4 separate regions of the Mus musculus genome follow, and regions 2, 3 and 4 are each linked to region 1. A link is a loop called in an ENCODE intact Hi-C map of the cell type or tissue named here. Cell type or tissue: heart. All regions are shown on one strand. Links, peaks and the distances in the headings refer to the core of each region. The heading gives the core; the rest is flanking DNA. Region 1 overlaps Nfia (nuclear factor I/A). Region 2 overlaps Nfia (nuclear factor I/A). Region 3 holds the start of Nfia (nuclear factor I/A). Region 4 holds the start of Gm19417 (a long non-coding RNA gene).

The links. Hi-C counts contacts between places; a loop is a spot of excess contacts. Peaks named below come from ENCODE experiments on the same cell type or tissue, not always from the same donor. Only the 100,000 strongest peaks of a DNase experiment are listed, where the experiment ranks them.
Region 2: a loop joins it to region 1, with 2.6 times the contacts of the local background. A loop is called at or near these places in 6 of 42 quality-filtered maps.
Region 3: a loop joins it to region 1, with 4 times the contacts of the local background. A loop is called at or near these places in 11 of 42 quality-filtered maps.
Region 4: a loop joins it to region 1, with 3 times the contacts of the local background. A loop is called at or near these places in 6 of 42 quality-filtered maps.

What each region holds. Positions count from the first base shown.
Region 1 is chr4:97,918,907-97,924,789 of GRCm38, reverse strand. All of the region lies in intron 2 of Nfia (nuclear factor I/A), which reads right to left. Among named protein-coding and RNA genes, the nearest start is that of Gm40208, 16 kb to the left of the region's middle. In heart, for the core only: a CTCF peak has its summit at 2,919; DNase peaks (open chromatin) are centred at 699 and 4,129; H3K27ac peaks cover 1,182 bases.
Region 2 is chr4:98,088,352-98,094,234 of GRCm38, reverse strand. All of the region lies in intron 10 of Nfia (nuclear factor I/A), which reads right to left. Among named protein-coding and RNA genes, the nearest start is that of Gm34784, 35 kb to the left of the region's middle. In heart, for the core only: a CTCF peak has its summit at 2,665; DNase peaks (open chromatin) are centred at 2,134 and 2,564; H3K27ac peaks cover 3,049 bases.
Region 3 is chr4:97,772,562-97,778,444 of GRCm38, reverse strand. It overlaps Nfia (nuclear factor I/A), which reads right to left and starts at 819. Exons shown (of 11, transcript NM_010905.3): 1 at 451-819. The coding sequence starts at 477. It overlaps Gm38709 (a long non-coding RNA gene), which reads left to right and starts at 1,022. Exons shown (of 5, transcript XR_003955232.1): 1 at 1,022-1,416; 2 at 2,222-2,319; 3 at 2,632-5,883. In heart, for the core only: CTCF peaks have their summits at 2,266 and 3,169; DNase peaks (open chromatin) are centred at 734, 1,124, 3,234, 5,074 and 1 weaker place; H3K4me3 peaks cover 4,215 bases; H3K27ac peaks cover 4,517 bases.
Region 4 is chr4:97,865,508-97,871,390 of GRCm38, reverse strand. All of the region lies in intron 2 of Nfia (nuclear factor I/A), which reads right to left. It overlaps Gm19417 (a long non-coding RNA gene), which reads left to right and starts at 2,382. Exons shown (of 2, transcript XR_376437.4): 1 at 2,382-3,208. In heart, for the core only: a CTCF peak has its summit at 4,767; DNase peaks (open chromatin) are centred at 2,340, 2,890 and 4,730; H3K27ac peaks cover 1,551 bases.

The DNA of each region.
Region 1 (5,883 bases), core at 552-5,551:
GGGTTTTGTGTTTTAAGTTCAAACTACTCTCCCTTATTCTCGTTTCCCCAGTTCTTCTGTCTACCTTGGAATCCGAGCACACTATGCAGCCAGCACAATGAACCACCGTGCCAGCAGTAGCAGTCTGCTGCACCTATCCAAGAATTCTTAAAGCATCCAAACACACACACTGTCTCCTGTGTAGCCTGGAGATCCCTATTGAGCTCATGCCAAGTGTCTGAAAAGTTGGACCCTGCATCCGGTATTTACACTAAGCTAAAATTCTAATCAGTACTAACAGCAGTATGTTTTAATTCACCCTATGATTTTATTTCAATCTGCTAAGTAGCACAACTGCCAGAATGCAATTGCTATAAACTTAAGTAAACAAATGCAAAACTAAAATAAATCTTAAACCTGTTGTATATAAAGTTTGTGCCACTTCATGCAAGCAGTACAAAAAGGCACAGCCCAAAAGTCTTAGTCAACACTTTTTGCTCTCGCTTAAAAAGCTCTTTGAAGAAAGTATTGCCTTGTCTAGTCTCCCCACATCTCTTCCAGAGAATTATCTGGTGCACACTAGATCAGGAAGAGGAAACGGCCATGTTATTTTACAATGGCTTTTCACCCCAGTGTCCCTCGAATCGTCTCCTGCCAAGCATGTGAAACAAGAAGTACTCGGTGACTCCTCGAATCTCTGGATGACACTACAAGGACTCGTGCCAAGGAGTTAGTGCCAAGTCTCGCATCTTTGGGATCCACCCCTCTTTCTGGGTGTTAGTTGCATGGGGGAAGGGACTGGCAGAAGTAGAACCTGACCAACAAATTCTGAGAAGTTGGTCACCATTTTGAACCTGCTCAGTGTGCTTAGATCTTGGCAGCCATCTTACAGCTTGGCAACCATTTTGAGGATTTGTTTGGCAAGCTCTCAGAATTCGCTGACACTGTTTAAATAGAATGCTGGTTTAAAATAGTCCATGCTAACCAATACAATGTGATAGCAGGTAAACAACAACAACAACAACAACAACAAAAACCCTCCAAAATACCAAAAAAACAAACAGCAACAACAACAAACCACCACCATCAACAACAAAACCCTCCTTATAAGCCTTGCCAACAAAACAATTTACATCTTCATTTGGGTAATGACATCTCAAATTCCTTAACTTAGAACACATTATGTAATGCAGCTGCTATTCTGTGTCCTTAAGCCGTTAGCAGACAAGCTGTTAAATGATGTTGGAGGCTCTTACCAGGAGCAGGTAAGGAAAAGAAAGGCAGACATGCTCGGCCCCCACAAAACCCACAAATATTATCAAAATGTTTCAGAGTCTGTTCAAAGGCAAGCTGAGAACTAGATTCTAGACAATGGCAACCGAGTGTCACAGACTGTACCCATGGTCTTATCTCATGAGCCCAGGGAAGTCTCAGTCATGTAGTACGAAACTCTCCTTGGGTAAGGAGACAACGTCCACCTCTCAGCCCAACAATAACTCTTAAGGCTCATCTAAACAGAGAAAAGGAAAACTTTGCAGATTTTGGTGTTTTTCAAAACATCTTTGGCTTCACTCTTTCACCTTTTAACATATTTAATTTTGAAGTATTTGATTACATAAAAATAGAAAACCAGAACAAAAACCAAACCAAACCAAACAAAAAACCCTACATTATCATTGAAAGCATTTCTTAATGTCTAACAACTTAAAATACAAGCAGTAACTGTGCACTGCTGGGACCGACATCGTTATAAAACCTGTACAGCTTCCTACACTGGTGAATTAAGTGAAATGACAGTGAGTGAAATTTTACAACATATGGAAAAGGAAAATGACAATCCAATAATCCGAAAATATCTTTTCATACTGAAATAAATAACACTTTACGGCACGATTCAGTAACTTCCTTTGAATGTTATGAATATTTAATAATTCCATATCAACACAGGGAGAAGCTTTATGATAAAAGGACCATATTGTTCATACTTTTGGGGGGAAAACAATCCCCAAACTATTCTTTTATTAGCCAACTATTATTGCCAAATCACAAACAGGACAATAAAGCCTAAAGAATTCTAAATTTTGTGATGGCCAAAGATAAAAGACTAGAGTTACTAAATAAAACGGCAACACATTTATTTAAATACCAGTGCTCCTTGGGGTGTACGAGGCACCTGGCTCATCCTCTAGCTCCAATGAGGTGCAATAGAAAGAAAGGCACAGGAACGGGGGGAGACACAGCATCAACTACAGTGCTCACATTAGTGCAGGGCTCTTAAACCTGAAGCCTGAACCGATTTCAATTCAGGAAATATTTTAATTCATATAATACCATCCAAAGTGAAACAATTCATTAAATCATGCTCAGAACTGGAACATTACATAGGAAGACATTATGCTGAAATGGGTCAGCCTAACCTCGTTATGCTACTCAAAGTCTCTCTGCTGAGTGACAGTATCTGCAGTGATATGACGTAAACCATGCTAGGATGGCTTGGAATGCATTGATAAATTGCTCTATTGATCCTGTTCTGCTTCACTTACCATAATTATAGTGCAGTAATGGAAGACATGAATGATAGATTTTCAGTACAGAAGAAAGCCCGGAGTTTGCCTGTTTCTTTATGAGATTATATAAAACCCTTTCAATTAATACAACATGATTGATATGTAACACTGAGGACAAGGCCTGATTCTAATGTTCTTCCTAAGGTATTGCCATTCAAATATTTGTGTTATTTCAAATAAAAATATTTAGTATTTTAAAGAAATATAATTCATAGGATGTTGCTTCCTAATTTACTTTAAGGATTTATTTCTATTACTTTTAAGTGTATGTGTGCATGCATGTGTGTGTGTCTTTCTATCTGTGTGTCTGTGTATGACTCTGTGTGTCTGTGTATGTCTCTGTGTGTGTAACAGTATGTTCACATGAGTGCAGATGCCCCTGGTGGCCAGAGGCATCTCATCCTCTTAGAGATGGAGTTACATATAGTTAACAGCTGTCCACTGTGGGTGCTGGGAACTGAACTCTGCAAGAGTAGTATGTGCTCTGCACTACTAAGCTAGTGGTTAATATTTCCAGCTCCATGTTTCCTAATGATTTTACAACCTATTTTGAATCCACTAAGAAATCTCTTTCAAAACTTGAATAAACTTTACACAGTCTTACCATCTTATCTTCATTGACCACACCATAACCAATGAAAGGAAAATTACAGTGTGTGTGTGGGGGGGGGGGGAGGTATTAGGTATTATATTGAAGAATAAATGTTAGACTGGAAGGACACAGGCAACTAAAAGAAGTTTTAGAAGAGAAAATAAGCAATTACTAATCTAGACAATAAGAGTCCATTGGAAAAAAATCAAAGAAAAATAGAAACTTCTTAATATACATCATATATAATGGTTAATCTCCTAATTATCCAATATGCATAAAATCCAGCATATAGTGTCAGATATGCATTAAACCCACATGAGCAGGGAGCTGACTGTATACCACCCTGATACTGTCACTGTAGAGATTACTGTTTCCCCAAAATGGATATATTTAAATTAAATGTGTCATTCTTTGTCATGGGAAAGGAATGTGAAAAATTCCCAACTTCATTTTAACAACTCAGGGCAGGACTTGATTTGTTTTTCATTTCAAAATACGCACTAATGCAAAGATCTCATTTTATTCGCTTTTGCTGTTTAGAGAAAAATATATAAATATGGTTGATTTTTGTAAGAATGATCAACTGGAAGAAAGAAAATTTTCTTCCACAACTAAACGGTGTAAAAATTGATCTCAGCTTCCCTTCTTGGATTACAAAGGCTACCACGGGAATTAAATGTCACCCAGGAGGGCTGTGACAGCATCAAGCCTTCCCTGACACACAAGGCCTGCAGCCCAGACATTGAAGGCTTACATCAGGAAAACTCAGCATGCAGGGAACAAGTCAGAGCCAGCTATCGACCCCACCATTGATTTCGACTAGGAAAACCAAGAAGGGAAAAGCACCAGAAAAGATAGAATTTCCTTTTTCTTTTTCGCTCCCCAACTTAGGGCTGCCAAACTTAGGTCTTCCCAGGCCCGAGCCCTGCATCCTGCATTGCAGCCAGCCAGGATGTCTGCCTGAGATAATTCAAGCTGAAAGCAGACAGTTGGCAGTGGAAGCTGCTCCTCCAGGGACATGCAGCATGGCCTTGCACACACAGAATGCAGCTACTTGACAGGAGGGGACAGGAGGGGACCTGTGACTGTCCAGGTGATAGCTGACCATATCCCATGTCGAATTAAAAAAAAAAAAAAGCCTTACACTACCACTTACAGAAAGTGAAACTAGCTATACCTAAAATAGCTTCTTTGTCTCTCGGACAAGGGATCACGGATACTCTCAACTTCTAACCCAAACACACACACACACACACACACACACACACACACACACACACACACACACACACACACTTTGCTAGTGTGTTACGAGTTTGCTTTTTAACTTTCACATAATTTAACACACAGAGGGTCAACACCAAGCAGAAAAGAAGGAAAGGAGACTGCTTGCTGTAGCTCCTTGGGGTCTTAATCACATAATTTTGAATTGGTTGAGGATCATTTACTTGGATCATTATAATCATATCCTACAAGTATTCCACCATTTAATTTGTGAAACCCATGACCACAGAGCATGCACATAGAAAGAATTATTAGATACATTTACTTTATTGCTAAATTCAGAGATGGCTCCAAGCCATTTAAAAATAATAACAATAGTAATAATGATTAATAACAATGCACTTCCATTCTGACTCAGACTCTCTTGAGGGGTTTTACCACTGTTCACTAATTAAGTCTTATACCCGATTCCTAGGTATATGAGCACTGTTAGGTCAATTATACACCTGGGAAATCCCGGCACCACAAGTGGGGCCCAGCAAATCATGATCTAGGGAAGATGTAGGAAATTATAAGTGTGGGGAACTTACAGAATGTTTCACCATTCAAAACATTTATAAAATATGGCAGTGGGGGTAGTGGCAATCATACAACTAAAAGAAAATAATTTGACTTTTTTTTGATAGTTCATATTTATCTGTTCTGCCCAGAAGAAAAAATTATTTTTTCTGAATTGACATTTTAATATAGTTAAGCATAATATTTTATGCTTAACTCTCTACGGACACTGAAGTATTTATTGATCAGTCAGTTGTCCAGCTAACTCATATATAGTATCTTTGCTTTAACAAAACTACTTGAAAATGAGAGTGAGTGCTTATCTGTAGAGCTAGGAGAGGCTTTTACTTTAAACACTGCATGGACGTCAGGGGTTCCCACATCACTGAAAGTTTCAGGTTAAAAACTGCCTTGGCTTCATTCATTCACCACTGTTGGGGAATGTTTCAGGGATGAAAATTCCCACCCAATGGGAGCTTAGTTTATACTGATGTGGAGAAGGAAGCTTCTGGGTGTGTATTCATTGATTCTCTCAGGAAATATGGTTCATCTTATGCACCAGGATTCAAATATACAAGTGTGTCAATGATGCTGGCATACCATAATCCAGATTCAGGAAGCTGGGGCAGATCATGGGTCTGAGGTCAGTGTTGGTACACAAGGAGGGAGGCCCTGTCTTCAAACATAAATAAATAAAAACTGGATGGAGGAGTTAAACCCTAGCTTCTTTTTAGTCTTGCGTAACACTTTTTTCTCAGTTTCTTACTTACTTACTTACTTACTTACTTATTTTTGCATCTACCTATTCTGTATCTACCTTGGAGAAGGTCTTGATTTGTGGTTTGGATGCACTTAAGAAAATCATAGCAAAGACACAATGTAAAAATTATGCCAAACACCCACTTTAAAGTTGGGAAGCACGTGGTCATTTGTGCCATGTGTTTTGAAATTAAGCCCCAGTGC
Region 2 (5,883 bases), core at 527-5,526, 170 kb before region 1:
CTTGTCCCAGGTGAGTGCCTCTCCACAGGCCACTTCTGGGACAGTAAGAAGCATGTGTGGTAGGTGTGCTGTATGTGTTGGGAAAGGTCAGAAAAAAAAAAAAAAAACAAAACAAAAAAGCAAAATGCCCAACCAAAAAGCCTCAGCCTTCAGTTTGGTTAAAGGATGCAGCCTAAGTAATATCATATGCACCATTTATTTGGGTCCCTACAGAGGGAGCAGAGGGAGTGTCAGTCACTCACAGAATCTGCAGTTCAATGAGGATTGCCACCCCATTAGGACTAATCATGTCAGCCAACCTAGCTGACAAAACGAACATCCAGAACCTGCCCCTCCCAGCTTCTTCACAGCTTGCTTTCGCTCTGAGATTTTGTTCTTCCTTCCCTCACCAGGCATAAAGTTTAACCGTTTTGTAATGGGGAATTATACACAGAAACTCTCCACTGCATCCCTTGACAGATTTGTCCTTAGACTCAAAAACTGAGGCTGTAGGTTTCATTTCAACTTGCTCCTGGGGAAGACACTAAGAATGTTCTTAATAAATTGTATCATCCTGGTGGCCAACTAGAGTACACTTCATGGAAAGCTGATGTGGAAGGCTGACCTGGACACTCAGCTCAAGGGGTCTCACCCTGTTAACACTCCTCCATTTCCTCCCATTCACAGTCCTTTTGTCTGGAGGAGAATTGAGACCATTCCAGTTTTGCCTCAGAGCCCTACCAAACTTCACCTTAAGGAAAGTGATCGGTAGAGACTGGGCTTTCTCATTCTACTTAGATTAAATCTGTATGCCATACCAGTGGAAGGAAGGAGGGAATAACTTCATGACTTTATTGAAATGTGACTTCTGAGGATCAGGAGGCTAAACAGAATCACCATGGTCACATGATAAATCAACTCAGATCTGCCTCCTTCCAAAGCCTGTATTTTCTTGACTCCTGGAAAAAAGAAAACTCAAGACCATATGTCTTCACATGCAATGTCTGCCTGCAAATTCCATGCCCAGTGGGGGATCACACCAAGCAAGGCCAAGAGCTTGTCCTGCTGAGAGCCCTCTATGCCTTTTTGCAAATCTTAATGTTCCACAAAATAAAGTCCAAGAATCTCTCCCCCAGATCCAGGTACATGTTCACCCATGACTAGGCTCTCCCCCAGATCCAGGTACATGTTCACCCATGACTAGACTCTCCCCTAGACCCAGGTGTGTGTTCATTAACGACTATGACTTGGTTTAAACTCCAGACTCACAATCAAGCCTTCTCAGTTGCTGATTTTATATGACAGACAGAGCACACACTGCTCTCCCCACAATCTAACTTCCTGGTACACACCACCCGGGTCTGCAAAGGAAAGCTCTTCTACCATGGATACTTCTTCTATAAAACTAGCTCTGCCATTGCCTCTGATGTATACTCCTCGCCCCACATTTTCCTTCCAGAGTTCTTCCTGCTCTCTCTGTCCTACTAATAGACCACACATGTTCCCATGATGTCATTCATCAGACTTTATTGGAATTTGCTTACTTCCCCCCACCAGAAGTCTGCAAATTGTAGGGTGGTGGTGAGATTATATGTACCCAAGGCCTTTCTCTTAGCTCAATATGGTATGAGGAATACAGTAGGTACTCAATAAATCCTGACTTCCCTCATCTCCTTAAGATCCATTACTTGGGTGACAAGTGGGAGAGATGAGCTGGGCAGCCAGGCACTCTGACTCCTGGCCCAGTGATTTCCCCACTTTCCCAATATGTACAAGACTGATCTATGGCTGGCCTCATCTCAGACCTCCCTATAGTTCAGTGTTCCCCTATTCCTTGTACTTCCCTGTAGGGCTCTTTCCCTATCCATACATGTAAACACACATGACCAGGCATTAGCAGATGAGGGACTATGCTGAAGGGTCATGGCTGTAGGTCATGAGAACCGGTCATCAGTTCTTCCATTGTTTAAGGCACCAGGAGGCAGGCTGCCTATCTAGCCTGTCTTGAGCACTTCCTGCATCATCCAAGGCAGGATCATGAGGACCTCAGACTTGGGAGGAGGGCAACACACACACACACACACACACACACACACACACACACACACACACACAGAGGCAAGGACCGGCTGTGCTAATCTTGTATGAACACCAGCAAAGAGGTGTTAGAGATCATGAGCCTCTGTGCCTCAGGAGTGTGTGTGGAAAATATCAGGGCAGCAGTAACTCACTTTGGCTCTGCTGCAAGGATGCACTGAGAGGCCTTTGAGACCGTCTTCGTCAGGAGATTGGGGAGAGGCACAAGCTGAAGACAGTGCTTCAGCGGACAGGGCATATTGTGAGGCAATATCCCCAGAAGAGAGGTCTCTTAATGACAGCATTTTCTCTTCATCTTTAGTACAAATTCGGGAGAGTACTGAGGGGCTGAGGAGACAGGAAGAGTCAGCGGAAGTCAGCAGCTCTTTGGAGACTCACTTTAGACCAAGGACTCTGGCTTGGAACAGTGTGTCCTTCATTCTGCCAAAGTCTTGGACTCATTAGCAGCCCTGCGAAGGGCCCTGGCCAGACAAAGTCTGGGTACTCAATCCTTCCCTCAAGTGGACAGTCATCACTTAGAGTGTAGGAGACATCTGTGGGATTGGCTCCTGGTCCTGGGCTTTTCCTTGCAAAGGCTGAATGAACTGTGAGAATCCACTGTGCTGTGGCCTCCTGGAGGTCATGCTGCAGGGAGGGTGCTGGGCTCGGTTTCCTGTTCTTTAAGCTCTGTTGACTCAGGCCGAGCAGAGCCCAGCACTGTTCTTCTCTAGAGGAAGCACCTGGCTCAGACTCTGGAAGCTGGGTGAACTTTGGGGGCACAGGAGGGCACTGTGTACAGAACCTGCATGAGCTGAGCCACATGCCCTCTATACAGACAGCTTTCTCAGTCCACAATAACCCAGAGAGATGTGTCCTCCATCAGGGGACAGCCCTGTCCACTTCCCGGACCTCAAACTGCAGCTGAAAGAGATGATAATTCTAACCCCCCTCTCTATTTCTCTCTCTCTCTCTCTCTCTCTCTCTCTCTCTCTCTCTCTCTCTCTCTCTCACACACACACACACACAAACATACACACACATATACACACAAACATACACACACACACATACACACAAACATACACACACACACATATACACACAAACATACACACACACACAAACACACAAACACACATACACACAAACATACACACAAACATACACACACACACACACACACACACACACACACACACACACACACACGGTCTCCTTGAGATACAGAAAGGGAGTGAAGAAAATAAAAAACTATATGAAACTATACCAGTATTAGGAAAGAGAAGAGGGAACAATCAGGGAAGTTGAAAAGTACAGGAACCTTCTCAGAGAGTGGGAAAGCAGTAGATACTGTTAACAGCCTGACCATGACTGACTGCTTCTTTCACGGAATTCACTTTGTTTAGACATAAGAACATGATCAGATTGGGTAACGGCCCAAGATTTAAGCCAAACAATACAATCCTATGCTAGCTTTCCCAACACCTAAATATTGGGCTAAAATGGGATTCAGTTTCAGCTAGTGAGAGCTAAATAGAAATTTGGTAGCCAGGCACAAAGGTAGAACATGGTACCTTTTTCTGCTATTGCTTGAACAATGGAGTATGACATAGGGGTGATGTTTGGAGCTGCTGCAGAAATTCTGGGATTGGGGGCCCCAAGCACCAAGATAGAAAGATGACATTGTGAGGATGACAGAGAGAGCATGGGTTCCTGCTGGAGTCCCGCAAAAGCTGAAACAACGACAACCGAAACTGTGTTCTCATAGTTTTAGAAAAATAACCTTGATTAGATTAAGCAACACGTAACTGGCTTTTCTCCTAGTAAGTAGACACTATTACTGACTTCGTCAAATAGATATGGAAGCTGAATTCCAAAGGAGCATAGGCAGGATGTGAAAACAGGTCATTCCCATTCCACAGCTAATAGCATTGTGCCTGTTCTACTGTGAAATCAGATTAGAGTGTCAAAGACATGTCCCTTATCCCAGAACCTCCACTGACAGAGGCATTCCTCTTCCCCGAAAACTGTCATGGAAGTGTCGCTAACTCCTGCCTGCTGTCTGTAGTCCCACTTTTAAAATCTGTTGGTCGTGGATATGGAGTTGTGAAACTGAACGTTGGGTTTCAAAAATACTGGAAACAGTAAACAGGATGTTTCTAGATATGCAATGACAAGAAGTTAATTAAAAGTCAAGTGAGTAATGAGTCCAGGGTGTTTGGGCAGCACTGGCCCATGCTGCCCTGCAGGACATCTTTGCAGGCTTGCACAGGGTGCATGTGTGCTTTGCCCCATGCATTGTCACCCTGTGCAGTACCAACTCATGCTACTTGAAACACCTCAGCTCAGAGTGAGACTATTGCAGGTTATGAATTGTAGTGTTTTTATTAATCACACAAAGCTTTCTGCTCTTACAGAAACATAATGATTTCATTATGGAAAACAAAGACTTTAAATATTTCCCTGCCAGTGTTCCAACTGTCAGCATGCTAGTATCAAATTAGTATAGCTTTGGGTTGTTAGAACATTTAATTAAAACTTTTTTGTGTTGTTGACTTGAGTTTCATAGAACATTTGCTAAGAGAGTTTTCCTTTGTATATGGATAGAGTTTCCAACAATTTCTAAAATTGCCCTAAACTTCCTTCCACCATTTTGTTAATAAATATTTATTAGAATCAATATTCCCAGTATTGATAATTTTAAAACCAGAACATTGATCAACTCTGAAAAAGTTGAAGATTGTCTATATCCTGCAGAATCTGGCATGCTTGAATCCATTTCATTAGCATGCAAACCTGCTGAAATCATTAATAAATCATATGTATACTGAAAATTATTTTATAGTACATTTCTCTGATTTATTATAAGTAAATGCTTGATTTGAACACCTGCTTTATGAACCTCTAATATACCTGTAACCCTGAGGTCTTGTAGAACCTGCTCATGTGGAAAGGTTGAGTGAGTGGAGAGGGTGTGAGAAGCATGGAGCGGCGAAGTGCTGTTTGCCAAGGCACGGCCCTTCTCTTAAGCCTTTCTCTAATTTCCATCTTCCACACTTAACAAACATCGCATCTTTAATATTTTCTTTTTCCTCTGTGAATGTGTGTGTGTGTGTGTGTGTGTGTGTGTGAATGTGTGTGTGTGTGTGTGTGAATGTGTGTGTGTGTGTGTGTGTGAATGTGTGTGTGTGTGTGTGTGAATGTGTGTGTGTGTGTGTGTGTGAATGTGTGTGTGTGTGTGTGTGTGTGTGTGTGTGTGTGTGTGAAATCATCTCTTAATCATTCCACTCTCCTTTACTGCTGATTTCATGTTAATGCTGGAGGGGAAAGGGCGGCACTATTTACTAGACATTGACCCTGTGATGTTGCATGGTTCATACCATAATTCTTAGAATAATCACCAATTTGTATTAGCTAAGATTCACCCTCCATCTTTATATTTTGGAGACAGGTGCCACACCCTTTCCAGGATGCTGCAATTATAAGCATGAGTCAAGCTCTGGATTCCCAGATGTTTTGGAACAAGGCTATACTCCAAACAAAATGCTAAATAAAACAAACTCAAAAACAAATATTCAAAGGTAATGGGTGGGCAGGCACAGAAGAGCTGAGAAAAAGAAGAACACTTTCTTTGCCTTTTTTGAAAGTGCCACCAAATTAAAACTTGAAAAATGAAGTTTCCATTGGTTGAAAAAATGTTAAAGGGAGTCATATAGCTTGCCAGGGAGTTATCTGACATGCAACATTACAGGCCAAGCCCCTCTGAGTCCTTGCTGAATAGAAACATGACTTTGTGTCCTGGCTCTACAATCTTGGTAATGTGCTCTG
Region 3 (5,883 bases), core at 587-5,586, 150 kb after region 1:
CGGGGCGTCGGCGGGGGGCGCGGCGGCGCGGGAGGACCCCGGCAGCCAGGGCGCCCCGGGTGCAGCCGGCGTGCGGGGCTTGCGGGGCTCAGCCGCCCCTCCCTGGAGCGGAGGAATCGCGGGCACCGCGCTCCGCGCCGCAGCCGCCAGAGTCCAGATTGCAGCGTGTCAGGGGCTGCAGCCGCGGACACACGTGCGGGGCGCCCGCAAGCCCCGGCGGAGCTCCGCAGTCCGGCGCCCCGATATTAATTAACGCATTAATAAGAGGGCGCCATTAGCCATGTGCCCACACAAATGGCCGAGCAGGAGGAATGCACCCGCATGGAAACAAAGTTACTTTCTTAAAGCTGCAGCCCCCCCCCCCGCACACGCGCGCGCACACACAGAAACACGCGCAGACACGGCTCCCGCCGAGGCACACGGCCGCCCCGCGCCCCCGCAGCTGCTTACCTGGGTGAGACAGAGCGGAGAATACATAACTGCCGGGCGGCGGGGGGTGCGTGCACGTCTGTGTGCGGGCTGGAGGTGTGCGTGAGTGTGGGTGCGAGAGGGAGAGAGAGGAGGAGAGAGCTAGGAGGGGGGGAGGAATAAAAAATCAAGCCTGCTTCTTGCGTTCACATTTCCAACTCGGCTCAACTGCAGCAGCCAGCGCTCTTGCCGCTCCACGCGCTGAACTTTAACCCCGCCTAGAGTTTCCCTACACTCCACTATACTGTCTACTGTACGCGGGCGTTAAAGGCATAGCGCACCCTTTCCCGCTCCCGCGCCGGCCGGCCGGGTGCCCGCGAGCTGCCCGCGCGCCCGCCTGCGCCGCGTTCTGCACCGCACCGCACGGCCGCCGCCCGCTCGCGCCGCCGCCGCGGGGGTGTGGGGGTGGGGTGGGGTGGGGGTGGGGGGGCGGGGTGGGGGGGAGCCGGGTGGGGGAGGGGCGGCTGCGGCGCTGACACCGGTCCCCAGCCTGCAGGGCCGCCCGCCCGCCCGCCGCTCGCTCCGCGCTCGCTGCCTCCCGCGGCCCCCCGCCCCCCGCCCCGCTCGGCGCGGTCCCCGGGAACGCGGCGCGGAGCGGTTTTTTCAGCGTGTCCTCCGGGCGGCTATAGGCTGCCACAGGATGTGCTTAAGCAAACAAAACTACTTTTCCTCCTCCCCATCCCCCCACCCGCGCCGCAGCCCTCCGCGGACGTCGGGAGAGGATTGGGGCAACTTTGTCGGGGCGCCCCGCACCCCCGTGGGCCGCGGGTTGGGCTCCCTAGGAACCCCAGAGAAGGGCGCGCGTTACATTTGCATGTATGCAAATTTCTTGTAAAAAATCAGACCTTCTAGGTAACTTTTCCTCCCTTCCTCTGAAATGCGGTAAAGCTCAAAAGCATTGTAATCTCTCCTGCGAAGCTTTCTATGGGAATAGTATCGTCGGGAGAGGTAATATGCACAAAAGCCTGCTAACTTTTCAGCTACGACTCTATAGCAGTCAGAATCTGGGGGTGGGGGGGATAGGAAGATCACCCCAAAGATTCCCCAGATTGCGGGGGAGGAGGTGTCTGGAGAAAGCAAGGAGGAGAGTCATGAGCGAACGCTCTTCTCTCCCAGAACCCAGGAGCTGGTGGGTTTAAACACAAACGCCCAAAAAAGTTCTGTCACGTCAGAAACAACAGTGGTTTAGCTGGGACATTTTTCTGTATACTGAGAAGGAAAACTGTGAAAGGGTTGCCCCCTTAGGAAAGAGATATGTTTGTATCCCCAAATGGGAGCCCAGGACTAACATCTGAGTCCCTGTTCCCCAGACACACTCTTCAAGGGTGCGTCTTTGTGGATCCCAACTTTTCCCTTCCCCAGGTAATAGTTCTCAAGATGGAAAAGAGCTTCCTGCAATTATTTTAGGTTTGCTAAAGTATTGTTTTGGCAGAAGGGGGGGGGGTGGTTTTAGGGTTTGGCACATTGCCAACAAGCCTGCTCTTCCAGCTTTCTTTTTCTTCTGTCCTTCCCTCCTTCCTTCCCTCTTTCTTTTCTTTCTTTCTTTCTCTCTTTCTTTCTCTCTTTCTTTCTTTCTTTCTTTCTTTCTTCCTTAAAAAAAAAAAAACTCAACACTTTCTCTCTAGACTCTCTTTTCTTCTAGAGGGGGAAAAAGTATACCTGTCTCCTCCAAACTCTCATTTTCTCCTCCTCCTCTCCCTCCTGAAGTTTTGCAGCCTTCTGTATTTACCTACCCTTCTTTAAAACTCCCCAGATTCCGACGCTGGCACACAGACTGGGAATCCGCTCCCTGGTGGAGATGACAGGACTAGAGTCTGCAGGCATGCCCACCCGACAGAAGAAAGTGAGGGGGTATGATCACTTTCATTCAGATTTTTTTTTCTAGGTGGGTAAGCCTGCTACTAGAAAAGGCCAAATATAATGTTCTGCTGAGACAGCCGGCAGTCTAAAGTTTGTTTGTTCTCTAGTCCGTTTAGGGCTAATGCTCAAGAATCCATTCTTCTCCCCCTGATTCCCACCCCCTGCTCTTGAATATTCTTGGAATCCATATTATTCCGATTACATATTAAGGATTGAAGGAAAGTAATAGCTTCAACCTTTAGTTAGAACGTCCATTTTCCCAAACTAAGCAACTGCTTTTCCTTGGTTCCTTGTGGCTTTCAGGAAGGAAGAAATGCCCTCCAAGCTAAGAGGAGTTAGAGAAACATTCCTGGCCACGAAACCCTTTGCTGGGATCTATAACTTCAAGACTCTCCAAGTTTCCTCGACAGAAGTTTCTGGCTGAGGGAACCAACATGTAACTGAGGCACAGTGACAAGTTATTGTCCCGTGTGTGTGTGTGTGTGTGTGTGTGTGTGTGTGTGTGTGTGTGCGCGCGCGCGCGCGCGCGCTCTGGGGAAGCTCTCTTCCAAAGTGGATTTTTTTTTTTTTTGGTGTATAGATACACTTCACATCTGCCTCTTTTCAAAACAGCAAAGAATTTTACTTTTGATTCTCAAGGGGATTTTTTTAAATAACTGCCTGTTGCCATGTCTTCTTTTTTTAAATGGGAAAAAGTAATTGAATGCTGATATTTCCACTTTAGAAACTTCTTTTGTTGCAGCAGTGGATGTGCCCGCGATTTCCAGCATTCTGCGGTTAGCAATATTATCTTAAGTAACTTTTGGCGCCCTTCGTAAGACTTTTGGATATGGGACGATTGTTTGCGCCCTCTAGGCAAGGGCTGGATCCAAGTTCAGCACCAAAGCCCTCCACATCCGCTCCTGCTTTCTCTCCTATCTGTGCCAGCTCCCGCTCCCTCCCCCGCTCCGGAGGAGGGTGGAAGGCGGGGGAACACTACAAAGCCCAGTTCCAACTACAGCCTTTGCAAACTAGACTGAGAAAAATACCGTAGAAGAGTTACAGTTACAGAATGGCTTCTGGTAACTTTCTCTCCAACAGGCATAAATTTAAACACACAAAGAAACAGATGTTCCTCAGAGGACAGACCCGGGATAAAAAACATTTCTAACTTTCTCCTGTCTTCTAGGTTGCAAAAGTAAATCCTTGTCTAGAGTTCACAGAGATACTAAGAGAGGGAGAGAAAGGAAGATCTGAGAAAGAGGGGGAAGGGAAGGGGGAGCAAAAGAAGGGAGAAGAGTGTAGGAAACACAGGTGATGTATGAAAACTAGTTTATTGCAATCATATAAATGACCCATTGTTAGGAAGGGTAAATCCTTATTGGAAACATTACTCCAGTCGTTTATTTTGCAAGTGGTAGGAGGCTGCCTTGAAACCGGATTGTCTTTGCAAAAAGGAGGTTCCTGCCATGCTCTCTGCTATCCATATTCTCCCTGGCACAGAGCCCAGCCTTGCATTTACTGTTTTATTTGCAGAAACGTTACCTTGCCAGCTTTAGTGAAATCCTCTTAGATGTATAAATTACGTCAATAAAGTTTCACTTCTACATATATCTGAAATACCTCTCCTTTCTATTTAGTTGGGAAATTGTATTAATGTGATTTAGATTTTAATGCCCAAAGTAGTGAAAATGGGACCAGGATTCCTAAGTGACAATAAATACCATTTGCTCTATAGTTATCACCAAGACTAACTCTTAACTAGTATTTTCCAGCATTTTTCTTCACTTTTTTACTTACTGGTCACTTGTGTGCAGATTTCTCTTACTTGCATATAATCCCAAATTGAATCATGTTGATGCATTGAGCACACAAGTGAGTTTTTCACATCAAGTTTCCGAACAAGGTTTGTCTGGAAGGCCCAAAGCCTCAGGAAATAGTTGGATGAGAACTAAATCCACATTAAAAAGTAAAGAATCCATATTATTTTCCATGTATTACCTACAGAATTGGGGGTGGGGGTTGATAGATTTGAACCAGAGGCTGCAAGTTATATCTCCAAGACAAACTAAGGCAGTTAGTTTCCACCATGCAGATGGCCAGGATTGAACAAGAGGCTAGACTCCAGCTAACAGGAGTCAGTTCTCTCCCACTTATGTACCCGCCAGTAGGGTTGTTGTGGTAACACAAAGAAATGTGATATGCTCCATGCTACTGACCATAATCTGAAACAGTAGAATTCAGGAACATCCAGCCCCTCCCTTCTCCTTTTCAAATCTATAGAACAGTTGTCCATCTACCTATAGTGCGTTCTCTTTCATGGATACATCAAAGACTCTAAAAGAATCAGCGAGAAGTTCTGAAGCACTTAGTGCAGTACCAACTTGAGGCATCTTTCTCAAAGAAGCTAAACCTCTCCTACGAGTTCCCAACTTCCCTGAGTTCTGAGAATAACTAATGCAAGGTTAAATATTACTCTAGCAGAATTTTCCAAAGGAGCAAAGTTAAAAGTCACATAGGAGCCATGCAACCCCCCAACAGCCTCTTTTCTCCTTTAAACTAACAACAACAACCAAAAAAACACCCCTCTTTCCTATTGTAATTGCTAAATCCGGAAGCGCTGGTATCTTTGACAGCTTGAACTATACACCATCCCCTTCAGAACTGCAGAGAACTTCAGATCTCATTTGCCCCGCCCCCTATGGCTATTACGAACCACTGTATGCCCAAGCTTTCTCATGATTGGATAGAACTTCTGTCAATCTCGCAGGTTGTCCCATTGATTAGAGGATCGAATCGTCAATTATTCTCGGGTCCAGACATTTCTTTTCGGGTTAGGTTGACTGCAGAGGCCAGACGTCTTTAACAGAGCAGAGCACGTACAGGATCCCCCTCCCCCTCCCCCCCTTTTCTGGAACGGAGCAAGCGCTAGCAGGAAAAAAAATCTGTTAAGCTCAGCAATTTTTTCAAATCCTGGAAAAAAAAAAGAAAGAAAGAAAGAAAGAGAAACCCGATCTCTCTGCTGCACATAACAAAAACACGATCCACAAAGCTGCATCTTTAAAAGAAAACCATCGCAATAGACATTTACCCAGCAATCACTAAAGTGCATATTCGAGCTAGAAAAATTTTAAAGTCTTAACCATTAAGCATAAACATTCTACCGTTGTTTATATAACACATATCGTATAAATGTAAAATAGAAAGTTTAAGATGTACCACGTACCATTGCAATGTAAAAAGAGTACGTGAGAAACTTTAAAATGCTCAGACGAATTGCTTCATCGCTTGTCCCTGTTTTTTTGCATTAAAAAAAATAGCTAAATAAACTTGGAACCGTTGAAAACCCGGAAGAGATTTTTTTAAGCTGCTGGCCAATTGCAGGCTTCTTGGATATTTTTTTTTTAAACTCCAAATCAAAAGGCTTCTACCAAGGATGGCAGAGCTCTCTCTCTCTCTCTCTCTCTCTCTCTCTCTCTCTCTCTCTCTCTCTCTCTCTCTCTCTCTCTCTCTCTCTCTCCCCTGTCTTTCTCTCTCCCTCCCTTTCCCTCTCTCGCGGTCTCTCTCTCTTTCTCT
Region 4 (5,883 bases), core at 331-5,330, 53 kb after region 1:
CAATAAGTTAAGCATTCTACTTGAATCGTCTCATTTAACCCTTCTATTAAGTTACTATTGCAGCTGACATGTTACCAGTATGTCAGCTCTTCGGAGTCCTTTTCAGCTTCTAACGAGAGCTATATACTGCTTCACTAGACTCTAGAGTGACCAGATATAAAGAGTACATATTCCAGGGGGTGGGGGAGGAGAATACATGAGATCCTGCTCTGATATTTAATATGTATCCAATCTATGTCCTGCCAGTTACTTTTTCTTTGCCTTAGTTCCTTCCTTAAAAAAATGGGAAGGACATTGGCAGTAAAACTGCTTAGGGTCTGATGCATTAGAATAACACAGGTATTATTGTATTGTATTGCTGATTGTATTTTGTCTCTATCTCTAAATAATATATTTTTCTTAACAGGTCAATTAATCTAAATCATATGCAACAGTAATGGAAATAATCCTATGATATTGGAAATATTTTTAAATTTCACTTTTTAGATGAGAAAACTGAAATTTATACTAGCTAATCAACCAACTGTATTGTCATGGTTAGTCAATGCTGCCTCCAGTACAGGCAGACTGACCTCCAAGCCTTCCTCCTCTCTGGATCAGCATGTACTTATAAGGAGAACTAGATGCTTATCAAGGTATACATGCTATAATAATGGTCTTCTGGGGGCTGGTAATATATTGGATTCTTCAGTGAAACTGAAGGTAAACTGATATATTTTGGAATATCCCAACTTGACCAACATTTTATTCCCTATGTGATTAGATACAATATAAAAACACAGAAGAGGATATCTATGATTTTCTGTCCTTGTAGGACAGACATGGAGGCAACAGTAAAAAATGTAAGTAATTGAACAAATTAGCAGGGGCATTTTGGATTTTCCTAAGAAATGTTCCATAGAAAAGCATGATTGCCAACCTCAGATTTCTCCTTTATAGAGATATCATCTGAGCCGAGAACTGAAAGGCAAGAATGTATCACCCAAAAGAAAAGGGAGGAAAATCATTACAGGCAAACAACACATAGAAAAGGGACTGGCAGAGTCCTGACCTCAAACGGAGACCTGCAAGGCTCAAGCATGGAAGAATCAACAGGATAAAGTGAGGCTAGAGAGGTGGTGCAGATGCCAGATCTTGTAGGGCAGGCCCTGGCCACCAGCTTGAAGTTTATTCTCAACACACTGGGAAACACTAAGCATTGTAAGCAAAGGAATGGCAGAAACTACTGTAATTCTTTAGATTGCTAGGCTGGGTGCTGTGTGAATGAGCAAAATGGATATTTGATTCTAATTGTTTGTTTGTTTGTTTGTTTACTGTTTTATTTTTCAAGCTTAGCTTCTAACATTTTTATAGACTGGAAGAATCTTGATTCTCTCCTTGAATGTCCTCAAGGTGAGTATGTGGGAACTGAGGCACAGGCCTTTCAAGACTTGCTTATGGAGTCAAGCAAGGAAGAACAGACTCAATTCACTTACAAAGTCAGATGGAGGGGGCAGGGTACAAAAACCATAACAAAGCATGAGATTTTCACCAGTCTTTGGTTTGGGAAAGCTAAAACTCCGCATTTGACATTTGTAGTTCTCCTTCTATTTTGAAATCTGTACAATGTAGCTATATCTCACAGAATTCTCACTTTAATGCCAAGTCCTTCAGCTTTCAACTCAGACACATCTACGGAGTCTGTAGGGTTAAACGCAGCTCCGCGAAGTCAAGAGAACTGTGTGTTCTGTCTGGGAAAAGTTCATGAACGTAATTTTAAGCTCTTGTTTTCTTTCAGTTCCTTCCTTCAAGTTTATTGCTAAAAGCCCGACTCTCTAGGTCCCATTTAGCCATATTCCTACAAAAGCTCCCCAAAGTGACAATGCTTTTATTTTATTTTATTTTTTAAGAAAATAAAGCCAAAAAACAAAAGGGGGAGGGGTGGGGAGCCAGTGTGAAGTTCCTCTGAGTTCCTGCTCTCTTGGAGCATGGCTCCTATCACACAATAATGTGTTATTTTGTTGAATTTTGGCATTCATCTAGCTTGTTTGGTCAGAAGCCAAAAAATTAAGAGTGTGTCGGTCCACCAGTTTCTCAGCAGAGAAGCGCTCTTCTCACCCAGCCAGTGCGCCGTGCCCTTGGCCTCTGGCCAAGAAGGGAAATCCATTTTACATAAAGAATGCTCCGAGCTCAAGTGCGCAGAGACTTTTTACCTGCTGAAATAACTTTGTGGAGAAATGCCAGTCCACTAGACACATTCTGCAGGCACATTTGGCATGCAGCGCAAGGCAAAGAACTCTGCGGAGGAAGCAAGCTTTTTCAGAACAAGGAAATGGCTGTGCTGCCCTCGTGGCACGTCACGTGGCTTGGCACGGCGCGCTGATTGGCTGCGGCGGGTAAACACGGCGCCATGTACGGCTGCGTCGTCGCCTCACAGGTCGTGAAATGGCGCCGGGGGCCCAGCCGGCCACGGCCCCTTGAGTTCCTTGTTTTTGTTTTTGTTTCTCTGCTTGTGTTTTAATGAAGCTCACGGATTTGAGTAGAAACAGATTTCTCACAAACTTGCTTCTCTCCGGCTCGATTTCACAGCTCGGCATACATTTGGGCTGTCTCAGGCTTGACAGCGTTCCAGGGAAAATACTAACTGTAAACTTTGCAAGGAGAATTAAAGGAGCAGGCAGAAATGTCAGGAGGGTGTCCTCCCTTCACAAAGCACAGGCATCTGCACCGAAGGCTTCCAGTAAGGTCCTACCTCTGCAGGGCACAGCGGGAAGGAAGGAAAAATAGATAATTCCCCTTTGGCCGAAGGCATGAAGGAGCTCTCTTCCTCTCAGGCCTGACCAGTTGAACATTGCACACTCTGGTGTATAAATATTTGCCTCTGGCTGAAGTTCAAGCCCTATGTGGCTGCCAGACACAACAGAAAACCAACATTCAAGGGAAAGTGTTTACTGCGGTGATGGCCAAAGGAACAACAGCCAACAAATGAGCACATCTGATTGGCCAGGCCTGCCTATGGCAATATCAGAAAGCACCAGGCCACTAGCCACTGACCACTGGGGTATTCCTACCCCTTCAGGAAAGGCTACGTTCTTTAATACAAGACCAGAAGACTTGCTGGTGGTTTCCCATGTGTTCCTCCAGAGCAAGCAGCCCAAATAATCCTAAACCATGCTCTTAACTCTTACCACTCCAGCAAAACAAGTGGATGCTTCTTCAAGTTACCCAAGTAGGATCTCTAGCCTTTTTGTATGTTTCTCCCTTTTCAGGTTCAGGGTAAGGCTATCTGCATGTCTCCCAATTCCCATTACTAAGTGTTCTGTAATAGAGGTCTTTAATCATCATCTGGTGAATTTTAAGCTTTTTTTTTTAAACATTCAAGGGGAAAAAAAAAGAAACCTTTGAAAGGTATCTAAACTCAATTTATTTATTTTGAAAGATAAGAGCTTGAACCCAGAGCCTTGCACACATTAATCAACTGGCTACTACTGAACTATATCCAGGCTGGTATTTGTTTGTTTTTTGAGATTAGGTATATTAAAAAGTAGACTGCTCATTCTGGTCTTGAATTCACTCTGGAGCCAAGACAAGTTTCAATCTTAGGATTCTCTTGCCTCAGTTTCCCATGTATATATTTCTACAGCTGGTTAAGATATTGCAAAGTCATACACCCTTCAAAATGCCTCACCCCAAACTAGAATAGTTCTAAAACATATAGAAATAATAAAACTGGTCATCCAAAGATTAAGATCTCTAACGGGGATAAAGAAACTAAATGAAAAAGGATCATCAAGAAAATCTTCAGAAAGTAATGAACTCATGGGTCATATTAAGCATGTAGCTGACAAGGCCGTTTTCCAACAGTTTCTATATGGGGGAGGGGATTCTTAATACAACTGAAGTACATTATGAACTTTTGATCATTGTCATCTTTATAGTCCAGTCTAAATAAACAGTTCATGAATCACACTTTTCCTTAGCATTGCAAAGGAAATATATTTAGCTGAACTGAAAAGATATTTTTTAAAAGTACAAAAAAATTTAGAAATATAAAGATATGAAAAGTTTTAAATTATTTTGATTTTATGTCACAATAATTTAGGTAAAACAAACTGCTGTTAGGGATGTTGTTGTTGTTTTGTTGTTTTTGTTTTGCTATTGTTGTTTTTTTTTTTTTTTTTTGAGACAGGGTTTCTTTGTGTGATAACCTTGGCTGTCCTAGAATTCACTCTGTAGACAGGCTGGCCTTGAACTCACAGAGATCCCACTGTCTCTGCCTCCCAAGTGCTGGGACCAAAGGCATGTGCCACCATACCTAACTCTGCTGTTAGGTTTTCATTTTTTAAAATAAAATATGCATTTGGTGAACTAAAACATTTGCTATTCATTGAAAACAAAAAGTTTATATCCTACACAATATACAGGATTAGTTTTGAAAATTCCTCAAGAGCTCAAATCTTGATTAACCATCCTAGGCTTAAGGAAACTTCTAAATTTGATTTCATTACAAAACTAAAATAATTTGTTGAGTAATTCCATTTTCAAATGTTCATGAAGCTTTTAACAACTATATTGCCCTCCTGCGATTCTCAACCAAATGGTCCACTTAAATTTGTCTGTATTGAACCTTAGAAGCCCAGGATTTAGCATTGAGTCCAGCTTTCAAGTGATCCCTGAGAATCCTGTGCAAGGGGGTCACAGAGGAATGCTCTGTTCCCAGCTGTGAACAAGACAGAATTAGCTCTGAGATGTTTCCTCCCACTGCCCTACTGGACGGAAAGGTCGAGATGGTCAGCTCTTGTAGTCTCAGCATGAACCGTCAAAACAACATGCATGATAAAAATAGATTGTCTGTAGCAAACAAAATACAAATGCAGAAAGAATTGAAAGTAAAAATAGTTTTAATGTATTTAAATGGCAGATCAAACACTTTCAAAGAACGTAACCTAAAACCAAAGAGTGAAAGGATAGAGCAATAAATAATTTTTTTTTATTTTATGAACTCTCGAGTTTTAAAATTTGAAAAGCAATCATTCTGACCCATGGCTGACACTTTTCTTAGGAAATTCTTCGGATTCACAAGTAATTCACTGGGAATTAAAACACTAGGGGCAAATTTACCACTCTTATTTGTTTCTATTTTGATAACTGCATTTTTCCCATCCCTATTTCTATGGAAATAAACATGCTGTTTACTATGTTTGTTTACCTATCAGTGGGGATTATGGTTGAAATATTATGAGGTTCTCTTTAATTTAGTGAAATAAGCAGTATGTTCCGATGTGCTATGATAGGATCCATTCAACCACAATGGTGAAGAGAGGACGCAAGGGTAGCTGCTGCCTTAGATGTAAGTAGATACTTAAGACTCATCACAAGCAGCATGGCTAATAAAATGTGGCATTTGTATGGTAAAATGCTAAAACAATAAAACTAAACTGGTGAAGAAAGCAATACTATCTTAAGAGACTTTTACACTGAATAAAATGTATCTTCTAAATAAAAATTATGTTACAGATGTAAATATTCCTTTGAAAGCCTCTGAATGCATCCTTTACCAGCAGAGGCTTAGCTATGTTATTTGCAATTCCCTCATTGTACCACAATGTACATTACTGTCTGTAAGCTCTAATTTGGCATGGCGCATCATTAATGACCTGAATGGTGGCTGTTTCACACATACATATTTAATTACAACAGCTGAACAAATTACATATTTATGCTTTATAAAGGGGATTGCCAGTCGAATTCATTTGCTATGCATGCAGGTACAGGACTCCATCTGCAACAGCATCTGCACAACAAGAGCTGACAATTATCCATTGTACAGCCAGTAAGCATATCTGGGGAAACCTGTAAGGGAGGCGGACACATTAACTATTTCACTGCCTTTGCCAGCCCCAT